2 separate regions of the Homo sapiens genome follow, and region 2 is linked to region 1. A link is an interaction called in ENCODE POLR2A ChIA-PET data of the cell type or tissue named here. Cell type or tissue: CD4-positive, alpha-beta T cell. All regions are shown on one strand. Region 1 has its middle 33 kb from the start of DOCK9. Region 2 has its middle 11 kb from the start of DOCK9-DT.

The links. ChIA-PET counts read pairs that join two places held together with the same protein. Peaks named below come from ENCODE experiments on the same cell type or tissue, not always from the same donor. Only the 100,000 strongest peaks of a DNase experiment are listed, where the experiment ranks them.
Region 2: POLR2A ChIA-PET joins it to region 1 with 6 read pairs; 4 of 35 experiments call an interaction of 5 or more read pairs at or near these places.

What each region holds. Positions count from the first base shown.
Region 1 is chr13:99,009,927-99,012,426 of GRCh38, forward strand. It overlaps a transcript of DOCK9 not described here. Among named protein-coding and RNA genes, the nearest start is that of DOCK9, 33 kb to the left of the region's middle. In CD4-positive, alpha-beta T cell, no CTCF peak of the experiment used is centred here; no DNase peak of the experiment used is centred here.
Region 2 is chr13:99,074,436-99,076,935 of GRCh38, forward strand. It overlaps a transcript of DOCK9 not described here. Among named protein-coding and RNA genes, the nearest start is that of DOCK9-DT, 11 kb to the right of the region's middle. RefSeq lists enhancers at 1,151-1,230, 1,321-1,380. In CD4-positive, alpha-beta T cell, no CTCF peak of the experiment used is centred here; a DNase peak (open chromatin) is centred at 1,536; H3K4me3 peaks cover 594 bases; H3K27ac peaks cover 1,400 bases.

The DNA.
Region 1 (2,500 bases):
ACATGTTGAAGACAGTTAGGAAATCTTGTAATGACAGAGACATGAAAAACTTTAAGGTTTTAAGGCCATAAGGTAAAAAAAAAAAAAGAGAGAGAAATATTAATTTACAATGGGTAAAATTACAGCTGCATTATCCCAACATGTCACAAAAGAAACTGAAGACAAGTTTATTTTCTCCTCTTGTGACAAGCACTTTGCCTGTATTACTGCTCTTCATTAAGCAGCTGACAGGGTCCTAGCTGCTGTTAAAGTTCTAACCGAGCAAGTTCTTCCACTTCAGTTATAATTGGCAAAAACAGAACATGTTGAGAATAATCCATCAGCTCTTCAATTCTTCCACAGCTACTTGACGTGGAATATGATATTGGTAGCTATGAGTAAAATAGGTCAATCCTAGCCAGAAGGCTAGCCCCATCACAAACTTGCCTAGACAAGGAAAAATTGAATTGACAATGTGTTTTGTTTCAGCCCAAGCTTCCTTCTGAACCTCCACTGGAGATTCTAGGCTGAGCTATCCTTTCCTGTCCTCAGGCAGTACCTGCGTGTCCCATGTGTCAGCGTCCCCATCATTTTTGTACACTCAGCACACATAAGCAATCAAGACTGCTTCCTAAATGAGTTGAACTAACACAGTCAATTAATCCGAAAAGGGGAAATACTTTAGGAAAAATCTACACTCAGGAATAAGATCTTCCCAAATCAGTCTTGTCCCTCAACTGTGGTAGAATTACTAGTCAAAATGTAGGTGTCTATACTTGAAATTCAGCCTGTCCCCAACTACCAGAGAAGTACATCTCCTAATGTAGCGCCCACCATATGGCTGATTCACTGTTTAAATATAAATTCCAGTAGGAGCCTGAACAGCCCTAGCCTTACAAAGCTAAATCCTGCACTCAAGACATCTGTTTGTTACTTCAGAGCCATCCTTAGTGATGGTAAAAAGGCTTTTTCTTCACTATATGCTTCTCTGTTAACCTTTTTACCTTTCTGAGTCAGGGTCTCACTCAGTCGCCCAGGCCGGAGTGCAATGGTGCAATCTCGGCTTACTGCAACCTCCACCTCCCAGGTTCAAGTGACACTCCTGCCTCAGCCTCCTGAGTAGCTGGGATTACAGGCAGTGCCACCATGCCCGGCTAATTTTTATATTTTTAGTAGAGACAAGGTTTCACCGTGTTGGTCAAGCTGGTCTTGAACTCCTGACCTCAAGTGATCCACCCACTTCGGCCTCCCAAGGTGCTGGGACTACAGGCGTGTGCCACCATGCCTGGCCTTACCTTTTAATTTATATTGTAACTTATTTCAAAAGGATTTAAAGTTATTTACATATATACATAATAAAATTTAAAAGTATTTTAATAAGCAGATGATAAAAAGCAGACTGATAAAATGGCAGGTAATATAAAAAAATAAGCAAAGTTGAAGGGCAATATAAAAGTCATTTTGAAAAAGCCTAGAACCTGCTAGAATTTGGTCATATGTTTGGAAATAAGCTTTAACAGTTAACTGATGACTTGGCTGGGATCAGCTACATGAACCAGACTGTATATAAAATGAAAACAAAGTAGTTCCTCATGAAAAGCACAACCATTCATATTATGAAGAGAAGAAATTTATTCCAGGGCTCCTCATAAAAGGAACACCAAAAAACAGAAATGACAATGATTATAACAGCTAACAATTAACACTTATGTGCAAGACAATCACCTAGGAACTTTAGACATACTCACTCATTTAATAGCCCTATGAGGCAAGTACCATTATTATCTACAAATAGCAGATAAGGAAACTGAGGAACAGAGTGGTTAAGTAAATTACCCAAAGTCACACAACTATTAAGTTGTGAATTTAAGAGGATTCAAACCCCAAAGGCTGTCTCCAGTATCAGCATTCTTTTTTTGTTTATTTGTTTGTCTGAGACATGGTCTCCTTCTGTCAACAGAGCTTGAGTGCAGTGGTGCAATCACAGCTCACTGTGGCCTCAACCTCCAGGACTCAAGTGATCCTCCAGCCTCAGCATCCCAAGTAGCTGGGGCTACTTGGCATGCACCACCACGCCCAGCTAATCTTTGTATTTTTTGTACAGACGGGGTTTCACCATGTTGCTCAGGCTGGTCTCGAACTCCTGGCTGTCCACCCGCCTTAGCCTCCCAAAGTGCTGGGACTACAGGTGTGAGCCACAGCGCCCAGCCCAGAATCAGCACTCTTAACCACCATACTACAGTGCCTCTTGCCATTCCAATAGCAAGTAAGCAATGCCCTCAATAACATCCTTATAGTAGATTCCATTTTCTTAAGTATGTTTCTTATGACGTGCTTCAGTATAGGGCAAGAAAAAAATCACAAAGCTTAGATCAGAAACAGAAATTCCACTGAGGACAAACTAGGCAGACCAGGCATGTGGTTCTCTGACAGATGGATAGATATTTGGGACATCTAGGGTCTTCAGAAGAATGGGTGGCCTCGAGCCCTTTAGGCCATCCTTCATGAATGTTACATTCCC
Region 2 (2,500 bases), 65 kb after region 1:
TTTACTAGAGAGAAAAGAAAAACAGCTCGGAGCAGTCTGAGCTATGTGAACTATGCAGGCCCAGAGAAGAGACATGAATATGAGACTTCGGGTCGCCCCACTCCGTGCCCAGCGGCAACTGTTTAAAGTCATTTGGTTCCTGACTAGCTGCCTCCCCCATTATCTTCATGTTCCCAGAATGTGTGATACAAAGAACAACAGATGAGCCAATCAATAGCCCATGTTGTTTTCATGTGAATTCTTGGTAAACAACTCAGAAACTGCCTCTTCTTTTCCTTTAAAAATCCACTTGTAACTCCTGTTAATCAGAGTGTATATTCAGGGCAATTTGAACCTTTGCTCCTGAGTTGCAGCAAGCTTGGCCCAAATAAACTCTCTACTTACGTTAAATTTTGCCTCCTCTTCTTCTTTTTGGGTCAGCACTGGAAAGAGGAACTGCTCACATAGGGATGATTGGTGTCACACGGTGTTTTAAGTGGATATTCACAACACAACACTCACCACAAAAGCTACAGGAGGTGGCTATGAAATCATTACAGTAGTACAATATGTACTGTAGTTAATTTTATGTAGTTATGATTTAATGTTGCATCTTTACATTTGTTTCTCTGGACTGTAAATGGCACCATGTATGGTCTGTGTTTGTGTGGGTAAGTTTTGATAAATTTTAACTTTTTATAATAGATTTGTGTATCATTTACAGTAGTAAATGATAAAATAGACTAGTATCTACACATTATTTTATATATTAATGACATACCTTTTTCTTAATTTCTTCAACGGCTATGCAGTTCATCTGTGAGTTTTTTCAAATTGTTGCACATCTCCAAAAATGTTTACAATACACTTATTTTTTTAATCTGCATATAAGTGGACCTGTGGAGTTCAAACCCATGTTGTTCAAAGGTCAGCTGTAGTACTTTTTTTTTTTTTTTTTTTGAGACAGTCTCACTTTCACCCAGGCTAGAGTGCAGTGGCTCAATCAGAGCTCACTGCAGCCATGACTTCCTGGACTTAAGCAATCCTGCCATCTCAGCCTCCTGAGTAGCTAGGGACTACAGGTGTGTGCCACCAAGCCCAGCTAATTTTTTCTTTCCTTTTTTTCTTTTTTTTAGAGATGGGTTCTCACTTTGTTGCCCAGGCTGGTCTGAAACTCCTGGGCTCAAGCATTGCCCCACCTCAGCCTCCCAAAGTGCTGTGATTACAGGTGTTAGCCACTGCACCCAGACAATGGCACTATTTATAACTTTTTTTTTTTTTTAACTTAGCATGGTAAACATCTTTCCTTAGAACATTTGCCTAACTGTATGACTGAACATCTACTTTGTTAAGACACAATGTTTAAAAAATAGACATGAATCTCAATTTGAATCTCAATCTATTTTAAGAGTTTTAAAATAAACTTCATGGGCTTAATGGAGACCCTGGGTAGTTCATGACCATCTGCTTTCAGATTCACTTTCAGATTAACATTCAATAGAGGGGGGAAGTCTCTACTACAGGCCCTGACCCAGCCTGTCTTCCAGTGTCATCACACCCAAGCGCTATCTTAATTATCTTTATCCCTGTCAACCTCAAAGAAAGAGAGGCAGGAAGATTCAAAGTTCTGATCAGACAGTAAGTCTCTTGCTACCAATTCACCAACAAAGAGTCAAGAAAGAAATAGAAAGTAAAAGTATAAAATAAGATAAATTCACTGATAAGGAGTCAAAAAAGAAACAGAAAATAAAGATGTAAAAGATATAATGTCACCATCCACGTGCTCCTTGCAAAACTCATTATTCAGTGAATGAAAAGCACTCCCAGTGATTTTTATTCCTTGTATTTTTGTTTTGTTTTGCTTTCTTCCAGATAAATGAGTTACTAAATATTTAACACAAGAGTTAGATCAGTGTCTTCTTTTACACATTGGAGCTCTATGGAATTGGTGAAAACAAATGGTCCTAACATAGAAAATTAATCTTATACATTTTGTACAAGATGTGTGGCTGCTTTAAAATCCTATGCAAAGATCCCCATACGGATTTACAGACAATCTGAACAGCTTTTCCTAAACTAAAACAAACACAGAACCAGCCTCAAAGTGATACACATTCTGATGTGCAAAAATATTGGCAAATTAGTCATATGTAGCAATGAGAAACTCATGATATGATAGAGCCTGTGCATTAGGAAAATTAATCTGGCAGCAGGAGGTAAACTGGGATGAAATAAATAGAAATGGGTGCAGGGAAGAGAAATTAGAGGTAATAGGAAATACGAAAAGGATAAAATGAAGATATAGAGTCAGATGTAGCATCTTCAGGGTTTGTTCATTCATCCAAAAAATATGACTGAGCCCCTGCTATGCACCAGGCCCTGCGAAAACCACGGTGAACCAACAGTCCAGGGAGGGAAAAAGACATTAAGCAAATGTACAAAAATAAATAAATAAATAAATTGTGATAAGTGGTCAAAGGAAAGGAACAGGCAGTGCATGCTTTAGTTTGGGTGGATAGGC